Regions from separate parts of the Homo sapiens genome. Here region 1 is linked to region 2. A link is an interaction called in ENCODE POLR2A ChIA-PET data of the cell type or tissue named here. Cell type or tissue: Panc1. All regions are shown on one strand. Each heading gives the region's core, and the rest is flanking DNA. Links, peaks and the distances in the headings are about the cores only. Region 1 has its middle 71 kb from the start of GNAQ. Region 2 overlaps GNAQ (G protein subunit alpha q).

Region 1 (5,392 bases), core at 321-5,320, 280 kb after region 2:
AAGCGATTCTCCTGCCTCAGCCTCCCGAGTAGCTGGGACTACAGGCATGTGCCATCATGCCCAGCTAATTTTTGTATATTTAGTAGAGATGGGGTTTCACTATGTTGGACAGGCTGGTCTCAAACTCCTGACCTTGTGATCCGCCCACCTCAGCCTCCCAAAGTGCTGGGATTACAGGCGTGAGCCTCCGCGCCCAGCCTTGGACTGGCATTTTTACAAGAACAGGAATAGGTATCAGGAGTCATCATGCACAGAGGAAAGGCCCTGTGAGGACACAGAGAGGAGGCAGCCATCTCCAAGCCAGGAAAAATGGTCTTCCCAGAAACAAGCCCTGCTGGCACCTTAATTTTGGACTTCCAGCCTCTAAGACTGTGAGAAAGTACATTTCTGTTGTGTAAGCTACCCAGTGTGTGGCATTCTGTTTCAGCAGCCTGAGCAGAGTAATACATCTACCACACCACTTGCAAGTTATGGTGCAGGAGTTGGCGAAGGGTTATAGAAATAAACAAGGTAAGGCTGGATTCTGTCCCCTAGAGAAGCATAGGAGCACATGTGAGACGAAGAACATGACTCTGGAGCTAGATTGCACTGTGTGACTTTGAGCAAGTTACTTAAATTCTCTGAGCATCAATTTCCCATCTCCAAATTGAGGATGATAATAATATGTAGGTATGTTATGAGGATTAAATGCTTACTGTTTACAGAGGACCTAGAACAGTGTCTGACACACAGTAAACACAATATAAGTATTTGATTAACAAATAGATGAAAGCTTTGTACATTGGAAAAAAGGACACGAGGTCAGAAATATGAAGAATAACGTTAAATAATTATGACTTGCTGATAATTTTCATGTAATATATCAGATAAGATTACATACTCCCTTCAAAAAATGATAGCACATCTCCTTTAATGTAAAACCAAACTATAATGTTACAAAAGAAAATAAAATTAATAATAATATATCAATATTGGTTTATTAATTGTGACAAATATACAGGAAAAAATGTTAGGAGAAATTGGGTGTGGGGTGTATGAGAACTCTGTACTATCTTTGCAAAAATTAAGTACATTGAAAGATATTCTAAACTAAAATTCTATTTTTTAAAAAAGAATATATGGCTCATGACTGTAATCCCAGCACTTTGGGAGGCCAAGGCGGGTGGATCACAAGGTCAGGAGATCTAGACCATCCTGGCCAACATAGTGAAACCCCGTCTCTAGAAAAATACAAAAATTAGCTGAGTGAGGTGGAACGCGCCTGTAGTGCCCAGCTACTCGGGAGGCTGAGGCAGGAGAATCGCCTGAAGTGGAGGTTGCAGTGAGCTGAGATCGCATCACTTCACTCCAGCCTGGCAACAGAGCGAGACTCCCTCTCAAAAAAAAAAAAAAAAAAAAAAAAGAATATGAATTAAGGAGTAATTATTTACTTCACAGAAATGTTGATTGTTAAATGACAGAATTTAAGAGCTGAGTCACAGTAATCTTGAATTCACCTTGTCTATTTTACAGAGGAGTGTTGATTTAGGCTTGCTTCACACGTGGCTAATTTTCAAGATCAAATTCACACAGGAAAACAAGGGGGGCAGAAAGACAAAGCACTAACCTAGAAGGTGAGGTGCATCATGTTTCACTCAATGTGGCCGTGGCTCAGGCACATCACAGTAACAGTTCTGGACCTCAGTTTTTCATTGGTTACTTTCACTCTAACATTCTTGATTCTAAACTTGATGTGCATCTACATCACAACATAAGGCAGCTCTGGGGAGCAGGCTCTAACTGATGCTTTCTCCAAGCCCCTAGAAGCTATGCATATGCAGTTTGTGTGCCAATTTCTGAGTGTGTGTGAGGAAATGCAGGGGTGAATCGATGGACAAATAACTAGACAAATATATTTGTTTTAAAGACTCAACATTGAGGACCAAGTTTTCATAGTGAATACCATTCAGCAAGTCGATTAATCAGATTTGGATAGGAGTAAATGTGGGCAAACCTTGACAATAAAATATTTACTGAAAGTCTGCAAGGGGAAGATGACATTCTAAATAGGTACATGCTATATGTTATTAACAGATCAAATTTGATTTAGAAAAGGAGAGATCTGGAATTTCCTATAAAAGCAAGAAAGACTATGAACTAACGCAAGAAATTTTGAAGCTGAAGGAAAGAAAGCTTATAAAGAGTTCAAGATAATGGGGCCTGATGCTGGCTGATGTTGAAGAAATGCTGTTACCAATAGCAGGCAGACCTGGATCTGACAGCCACCTGTTGAGAAAGCCCTGAAGAATAATGGCAGCTATTCAGTCAACAAATTTGGGGAGAAACTCAATTGCCCCAGAGGCCCTTTTCAATTCTGCTACTAGTTTTCATGAACAAATTGTCATTCTTATTGTAATGCTTACTTTACTGTGAAAGTCATGATATTTTTCTTCTGTAAAATACTATCCTAACACAGTCAATAATAATTAATGAGTGGTAACCCAGTGATTCATGGGCTATAATTTTTTTTACCAAGTAAATCATAGTCTCATCTTAGCAAGTTATTAAATGGATAAAAGTCCTTCAAATCCTGCAAATCATTTGATTTAAGACTTAATTCATGTTCAATGAAATTTATTTTTTTAACTATTTTAAACAGCATTGATTGAGACAAAAGCTCAAGAAAATGGGTAGTTTCTACATTGCTTTGAGATTGATGCTATTTAAAAGATTTGTGCTTGAAATATTGAAAACTAATGGCCACCCTAATTGTTCTTCTAAAGCTAAAGCTATTAAATAACCATCTTCAGAAGTATCCCTTGGAGCAGGTTTACTCGTGAGCATAGTATTCATGTTCTAGAAGCCAATGATGTTTTTTAGGTGGAACAAAAGGGATTTTCCTCTGCTTACATTTTATCTGGAAATATGTTTCATCAAGCAGACAGCCAGATGGAAATAGCAAGATTTTTTTTATAGTCAATAAATAACTCTGCTGCTAGAATAACTCAGACTTGACAGCAATCTACGCAACAGTTTATTCTTCTGCTCTCTCAGGATGTAAACACTGTTGTCAACAACCAATCAGATGCACTAAAGCTACAAATAGCATGTTTAGTTTATATGTATATGCAATCAGCTAAACAAAATTTTGAACATCAATGGGACCCATTTCTAATCACTTTGTTCTTGTTCAGGTCCATCACACTGCATAACTTCAGGGGGCACCAATCACATTTTAGTCAATATATAACTAATTGTAGATAATATGAATGGTGCCCCTGAGTTGTACAGTAGTTTCCCTCCTACAGTTCATAAACATTACACAACTTTTAAAAATCAGTAAATCTCAAGTCACTGAAGTCTTTCTCTCACTTTTAGCTAAATCAAACTTTCAAAGGCCATCGTTTTTTGTTTGTTTATTTGTTTGTTTGTTTGAGATGGAGTCTCACTCTGTCGCCAGGCTGGAGTGCAGTGGCGCGATCTTGGGTCACTGCAACCTCTGCCTCCCAGGTTCAAGTGATTCTCCTGCCTCAGCTTCCCCAGTAGCTGGGACTACAGGTGCGCGCCACATGCCCAGCTAATTTTTGTATTTTTAGTAGAGACGGGGTTTCACCATGTTGGCCAGGATGGTCTAGATCTCCTGACCTCGTGATCTGCCCGCCTCGACCTCCCAAAGTGCTGGGATTACAGGCGTGAGCCACAGCGCCCAGCCTCAAAGGCCATAGGATTTTAAAGAGAGATTTTATCGTAGATTTTTTGTTTTGTTGTGTTCATTTGCCTTCCCATCATTTCCTTCTTTGGGACAAGATTTCCATGAAATTTTGTTGAGGCTCTCAATCACCAATGGTTACAGTGATGGGCATGATGTCCAGGCCTGATCAATCATGGTGCTATATTGCTTGGATAATAGTGATTGGTCCAAGGGAAAGCATATGATCCTAGCATAGCTAATCAGTGTTCTTCCCTGAGATTTGATATGTGGATAGAGCTGTGATGATGAAAACGTGGGAAAGCTGGCAGCCACTTTCCCCACTCTAGAGCAATCCTGCTGCGTAAAATTAGACTGAGAAATTAAAGCCCACTAGAGAAGGGGAGAAAAATAGTCCTGAGAACATTACTTGAGTCCCTGGATTCACCTCTAATGTCCCAGTATGTGTGCAAATAACCTTTCATTTTTTGCTTAATGTATGTCGAAATGAGTTTCTGTCACTTGCATTCAGTGGAACTCTTTTCACCGCAGAGCCCATGACCACAAGTTTTTCATTCCGTTCAGGAAACTACTCTGAGTCTAGTCCATCTAAAGCCATATCGTTCTAGATCCTCTCTCAGAAACAGAAACCAAATGCTTCCTTATTTTAAACAGCAGATGTCTGGTGATATTAACTTACTTGATCCATGATATGAAGGCAACATTTCCAGGTTGTACTTGAGGTTACGAAGCAGACTTTTAAAAATATCTTCTTCATTATGTAACCTTTCAGAGAACAATTATTGAGAATGAGGAAGGAAGACTTCTTTCACCACCACCAAGTGTTGCCGAATCCTCACCCTTTGCCCCATTAAGCAAGTGGCAGGCACCTCACCTTTTACCATGGGGTAAGTTACTGCTCACATTAAGTTCATGAAAATGAAGATGTGAGCATCAGTGCTAATCCTAGTTCAGGTAATAATTTACAGTATCGGGTGAACGTGGGCAAATTATACAACTTCCCTGAGCCTCAATTTCCTCACTGGAAATGGAGAAAATCAAAATAGAGACATCAAAATAAATCTTATGTGTTTAGATTTGCTGTTTCTTGTAGTTGTTTCTTATTCATCTTATGTATTTTGATACCTCACACAAATCCTGGCATATAATAGACATTAATAAATAATTGTTAGGAAAATGGATGAATTAATGAACACATTTGCCTCCTGGGTGGTCATGAAGAATATATGAGACAACACAAATAAATTAAATATTACAGTGTTTAACTCATCCTAGCTGCTCTTATATATCAGCTCCCTTCTTCCCTCCCTTCATCTTCCTGGTGTTGGGACATGGGTCATTTTGTGTGCCCAATGCCTTGTCCACAATTTCTCACACTGAGCCATCTTTGTTCAAAACCTTCCAGAATTTTCCATAAGACATCATTGATTATTAATCATCCAAAGTCGGCCTCACTGTGTGTGCCTTAGCATTGTGTTATGAAAATTTGCTGTGTTTTGCATATCCCTGTGTTTTTTTGTATTTGCTTGTCTTCTCTCCTAATTAGATTCCATTTCCTACACTATCTCTACAGTGTGCAGCACAGTGAATATTCATTCAATGGGATAATAATGAATCTATGACTTTAAAAAAGTGTACCTGCTTGCAGCAAGTCAGAGTCTTCTGTTTTTTATGTAGACTAACTTAAGGCACAGGACCTTTTAT
Region 2 (5,392 bases), core at 72-5,071:
TTGTGAGTGATTCACTCCCATAAAACAGCCTCTCCACACTTATGATTCAACATGTGGCTCAGCAAAATTAGAAATTACTACATGACACAGCCTTTTGAAGCCCCTCATGAAAACGAAAGATCTTCTGTGTGGAGTCTTTAAGTGGTAAGGATCTACTGATTCTCCTTTACTAAGCTTCCATGTCCTTCTTAAACTTGGCATTAGATGGAGACTACTGAATCTCAAATTAGTAATTCTGGGAACCACAGTAGCAAAGAGGAAGAACTTGAACAGCCTGAGACCAAATCAGGTATCAATAATAACTCTGTCATGTACCAGCCCTGTGTCTTTAGACAAGTCACTCAACCTTCCTGAACCTCAGTTTCTTCATCTATAAGATGGAACAATTTGTTGTAGGGCTGTTAGGAAAAGTAAAAGAGATGTTTCTAAAATGCCTAGTACAAAATATTATAATTACTATGAAATCTTGTGGTATCTCAAAAGTACCATTAATAATTATTTCAACAAATATTTATCGCTCATGTGTTAGACAATACACAAGACAATGATGAAAAGGAAAAATAGAGAATGTATGTTAAATACAATGTTCTAGATTACAATGTTAGAGAAGAAAGTTTATTAAACTGCCACATATCCTTTCATTAAGACTTCACAAACTGATTTATTAACTCATTATTAAGTTTGTTCTTCTATCATTAGATTTTTATTTTTAATCTCCATTATGGTCACCAAGATAATCAATGACTATAGTTATACTGTCTTTCCCAAAAAACATTTGCTGGAACTACAATTCTCCTCTTGGTTTTGCTGGCCTATAGGCTTTATTTGCTCATTCTAACATAGAATGGGGATTCCTTCTTGGGTAAAGGAAATACCCCTCCTTTATTGTTTAAAATATATTTTTTTTTCTTTTCAGAGAACTCAATCTCTTTCTTGGCCCTACCACTACCATTTTCCATGTAAATATTCTTCTATTTGGTTCTTTGCTTAACATTTTCCTTTTTCATGTTTGTCTGTAATGTCATAATTATCAGTATCAATGACATTGTAGGTCAGATGCTTGATGCAGCATGGCAAAACCTACATCAAACACTTCCAGAGTATGTTGATTGATATAATTACATAATTCCATTACAAAGAACACTGCCTTCAGGTCTATAAAATCTTGGGGTACAATTTAAAATTTTGCACTCTCTGAAGTTCTACTATTATCTTCATAATTATGATGTTGTACTATCCTAGTATGGGTGTGTGTGTGTGTGTGTGTGTGTGTGTGTGTGTATGTATGTATGCATTATTAATACCACCAAAAAAACTAGTTTATCTTCAGAGAGTTTATACAAAGTCACAGTTGATTTAAAAAAATTGAAAAGAGAGATTAAAGATATGCATATTCATTAAAATTCAAAACAATTAGGGTATGGTCTGTATGACTACTTTCAAAGAATATCTGAGGAACATTAATTAATGGAAAATTAAGTTAATGGAAAACTAAGTTAATTGGAATGTTAATAGGTATTTGACAAATGGATTCTGAAGTCCAAGTAAGAGAATGGGGAGAATAATGGTTATAAATAGTCAAACAGAGGTCTGTGCTGCAGAACACAGAAGTTATAAAAAGGCAATGGCCCTTACCTAGAAAGGTGCTATAAATCCATGAGCCTAGCATTGGGGATATTATTGAATTTTCCAAACTTGTTTGACCATGGAAGCTTTTTTTGCCTCCAGATCTGTTGACGAGACTGTTGGTGAATTAAATCATGTTTTGAAAACACTGACTAGAGACTGAGACCCCTAACAACCAACTGTAGGTTGATTTTATACCAACAAAACAACTCATTGACTGATTTCTCCCCACCCTGGCATAATAGGTAAATGCCTGCTTTATAGATTCATATCATCTTCATTTCTGAGATCACATAATGTTATGTGGTTCATTTCCTGATATTATACCTCAGAAAAAGCCTAATCATTTTAGTCCTTTGTAATGTCTGTGCTCCTACAATCTCATTAACCAGAGGAGTATGTTGCTGCTGGTTTGGAATTTTATTTTATTTGACAACAGGAAAAACAGATAAAGAAGATTTCCCTGTTCAGTTGGTAGAATTCAGACAGGCGAAAAAATAAAAAGAACAAGCTTTTTGATTAAAAAAAAAAAAAAAAGGCCCAAATGCTCCCAAGAATTTCAGAGTCTTACATAGGGAATATCATCTTTCTGGAACATCCCATGTGAAATCTGACCACTGAAGCTTCAGACATTCAAGAAATTGTGTTAGGAAAAACTGAAAGTAAAAGGCTCACTTTCCTAGAATCTTGGGGAAGGAATAGAGCTTTTAGAATACCTTGCTTAAATGCCCCTTTAACAGAGCCAGAAACTGTTCCATTAATAAAAATAAAGAAACAAAAACAATACCTCTTTATCCTATGAAAAACGGTAATGAAGCATTTAGAAGTTGTTTTTTTTTTTTTCTTTGAGAAGGAGTCTTGGTCTGTCACCCAGGCTGGCAGGCTGGAGTGCAGTGGCAAATCTCGGCTCACTGCAAGCTCCGCCTCCCGGGTTCATGCCATTCTCCTGCCTCAGCCTCCTGAGTAGCTGGGACTACAGGCGTCTGCCACAACGCCCGGCTAATTTTTTGTATTTTTAGTAGAGATGGGGTTTCACCGTGTTAGCCAGGATGGTCTCAATCTCCTGACCTCATGATCTGCCCATCTCAGCCTCCCAAAGTGCTGGGATTACAGGCGTGAGCCACCACGCCTGGCCTAGAATTTAAGTAGGAAGAAGGGAAGGAAAATAACTCACATCCTACAAGGCCTGGTTTTTTTGTAGTAAGTTATATAATTTGTCACTTTAAATAAAGACCCAAATTTTGAAAATATTATAGATAAGAAGTGTAAAAAGTTACCTGGACCACTGCTGAGAAACTGTTAACTTTCCACTGAGAGTATAATAATATAGTTATAGTCTACTAACACTTTTGAGTATTAAAAAGGCTACCAAAACAGTTAATGTTTGTATTAACCTGTTCTCACACTGCTATAAAGAACTACCTGAGACTGGATAATTTATGAAGAAAAGAGGTTAACTGACTCACGGTTCTGCAGGCTGTATAGGAAGCATGAATGGGAGGCCTCAGGAAACTTACAATCATGGTGGAAGGTGAAGGGGAAGCAAGCACGTCTTACCGTGGTAGAGCAGGAGAGACAGAGAAGCGGGAGGTGCCACACACTTTTAAACGATCAGATCTCATGAGAACTCACTCACTATCATGAGAACAGCAAAGGGGAAATCTGTCCCCACGATTCAATCACCTCCCATGAGGCCCTTCCCCCAACAAGTGGGGATTACAATTTAAGATGAGGTTTGGGTGGGGACACAGAGCCAAACCATATCAATGTTGTATGTCTTTAAAGTATTTATTGACCAGCAAATCTATTTTATTACATTGATATTATTCAAGGAAGTGTGCACATTAAAAAATTTTTCAAAATATAAAATCTTCCTAAAATATAAACTTTTGATAAATCAATGTAGATTTTAAAGTAAAAAATGAGCAGAAATACTTTTCTTGGTACCTTCATGTACTTTAGTCATGTTCTTAGCCATATCTCTTTCTAACATCATGTCCCTAACATCCTTCAGAGAACTATATTTTTTCAATATTGACATATTATGTATTTAACTATTTCATAGAATTGTTTGTAACATTCTTAAAAATTGCCTTAACTATTTTAGGTCAATAAATTTGAAACTGTTAACATTTTCAACCATGCTCTTCTTGGTAGACCTTAATAGTTTTAATTCAGAAACGGCCTCTCTTGTTGGTTCAGATACTTGGTAAGCTTAGAACAAGGTCTGCTGAATGGTAAGTAATCTCACTCTATTATGTTTTTCAAATGGAAAGACATAAATATCTCAGTTCAAATATTTTCATAGAACTATCTTTCGGTATTAGTTCAGAATAGTATTATTTCACAAATATGTTTAGGAGATGAAACTCATAAATAGATTATTGCAGCTTGTTTGGATACAACTGTGATTTATGTGTGAGCCATAACTATTCTAAGAATATTTCTGGTCCACTAGTTTATTAATTTAATACATACAGTATTTTACCATGACACTATGCTCCATGAAAAATTATACTCGTATCATTACCACAAAATACATTACTTTGAACAATGACTTTTAAAATTTTTTAAAGAAGCAAAAGCATTTACTGTAGCAATCAAAACCATGTTGGATATTTCACTTTATCAGCATGAACTTCTAAAAGCTTCATCTCGATTCCATGAATTAATGAAGAAAAAACAAACCATCAATTACCTGCAAAGTTTTTCTTCTGCTAAGAGAATTAACAGATTAATTGCTATTGCTTCATTTTTTTGTACATGCATAAGAAAACCTGGAATAAAAATGAGCTAAATTAACTCGGAAAGAAAGTCATTTGATCTAAACAAAAAGTCATGCTTCACAGAGTGATATAAAAATGCATTCTCTGCTGCTGCACATGCTAAAATGTCATCTTTGGGCACAGTCTTCTGAAAATAACAGCGAACTCTTGAAGCAGAAGATTTGTGTCTTTCGTATTTTGTGTGGTTGATTATATTCATGGCTACAATGGTGAATGTTAAGTACTGATAAATAATTTTATATGAATTACACATTATCAACTTTCTTTAGAAACAAAAATACAGTACTTAATTTTTTGTTAAACATGCATTTTCAAGTTTCTAAAAAAACTTATTATGGCCAAAAAGATCTGCTGCAAAATAAAAGCATTATCAAACAATACAACAGATTTATACCAAACAATAAATGATAAAGCAAAATCTTTCATACCTCCACAGTAAGACTGCTTCAGCCTTCATTTTCCACACACATTTCACATACACCTAGCAACTGCCCACTGACCCTACTCACAGAAGTGTGGTGTCTTCGTGGACCTGGCAGCCTACACGCCAGACCATAGCATGACTAGCTGATTCAAGCAGACGGTAAAGGCAGCAGCACCACATGCTTCTCCACCATCTTTCAGACTGGAAGAGTTTGGCTGCCCCTAGTCACTTTTGTCCCAGCTTACTCCATATTAGCAGGAATGCCCACACGCTGTCTTTGAAAGAGAGATGCAGTTAACAATGCATCTGGGAAGGGATATCAGACTCAACCAAGTGTAAAGTGAGAAGTCTGTTTAACTGCAAAGGCAGAATCTAGAAATACAAAGTGAATGTCTGTTAAAAACATCCTGGATTATTTTAATGCAGCTATTAATAAGAATGCTTCATTAAAAAAATAAAAAAACTGGAATAAATGCTAAACAGGCGGGAGGCTGGGACAACAGGTGCAAACACAAGTATCTCAGGCAAACTAGGACTTATGATCAACCTATGCATG

The links. Peaks named below come from ENCODE experiments on the same cell type or tissue, not always from the same donor. Only the 100,000 strongest peaks of a DNase experiment are listed, where the experiment ranks them.
Region 1: POLR2A ChIA-PET joins it to region 2 with 5 read pairs; 2 of 35 experiments call an interaction of 5 or more read pairs at or near these places.

Annotation. Positions count from the first base shown.
Region 1 is chr9:78,099,846-78,105,237 of GRCh38, forward strand. No RefSeq gene overlaps it. Among named protein-coding and RNA genes, the nearest start is that of GNAQ, 71 kb to the left of the region's middle. In Panc1, for the core only: no CTCF peak of the experiment used is centred there; no DNase peak of the experiment used is centred there.
Region 2 is chr9:77,820,478-77,825,869 of GRCh38, forward strand. The region is part of intron 2 of GNAQ (G protein subunit alpha q); the gene reads right to left. Among named protein-coding and RNA genes, the nearest start is that of GNA14, 170 kb to the left of the region's middle. In Panc1, for the core only: no CTCF peak of the experiment used is centred there; a DNase peak (open chromatin) is centred at 114; H3K4me3 peaks cover 284 bases; H3K27ac peaks cover 600 bases.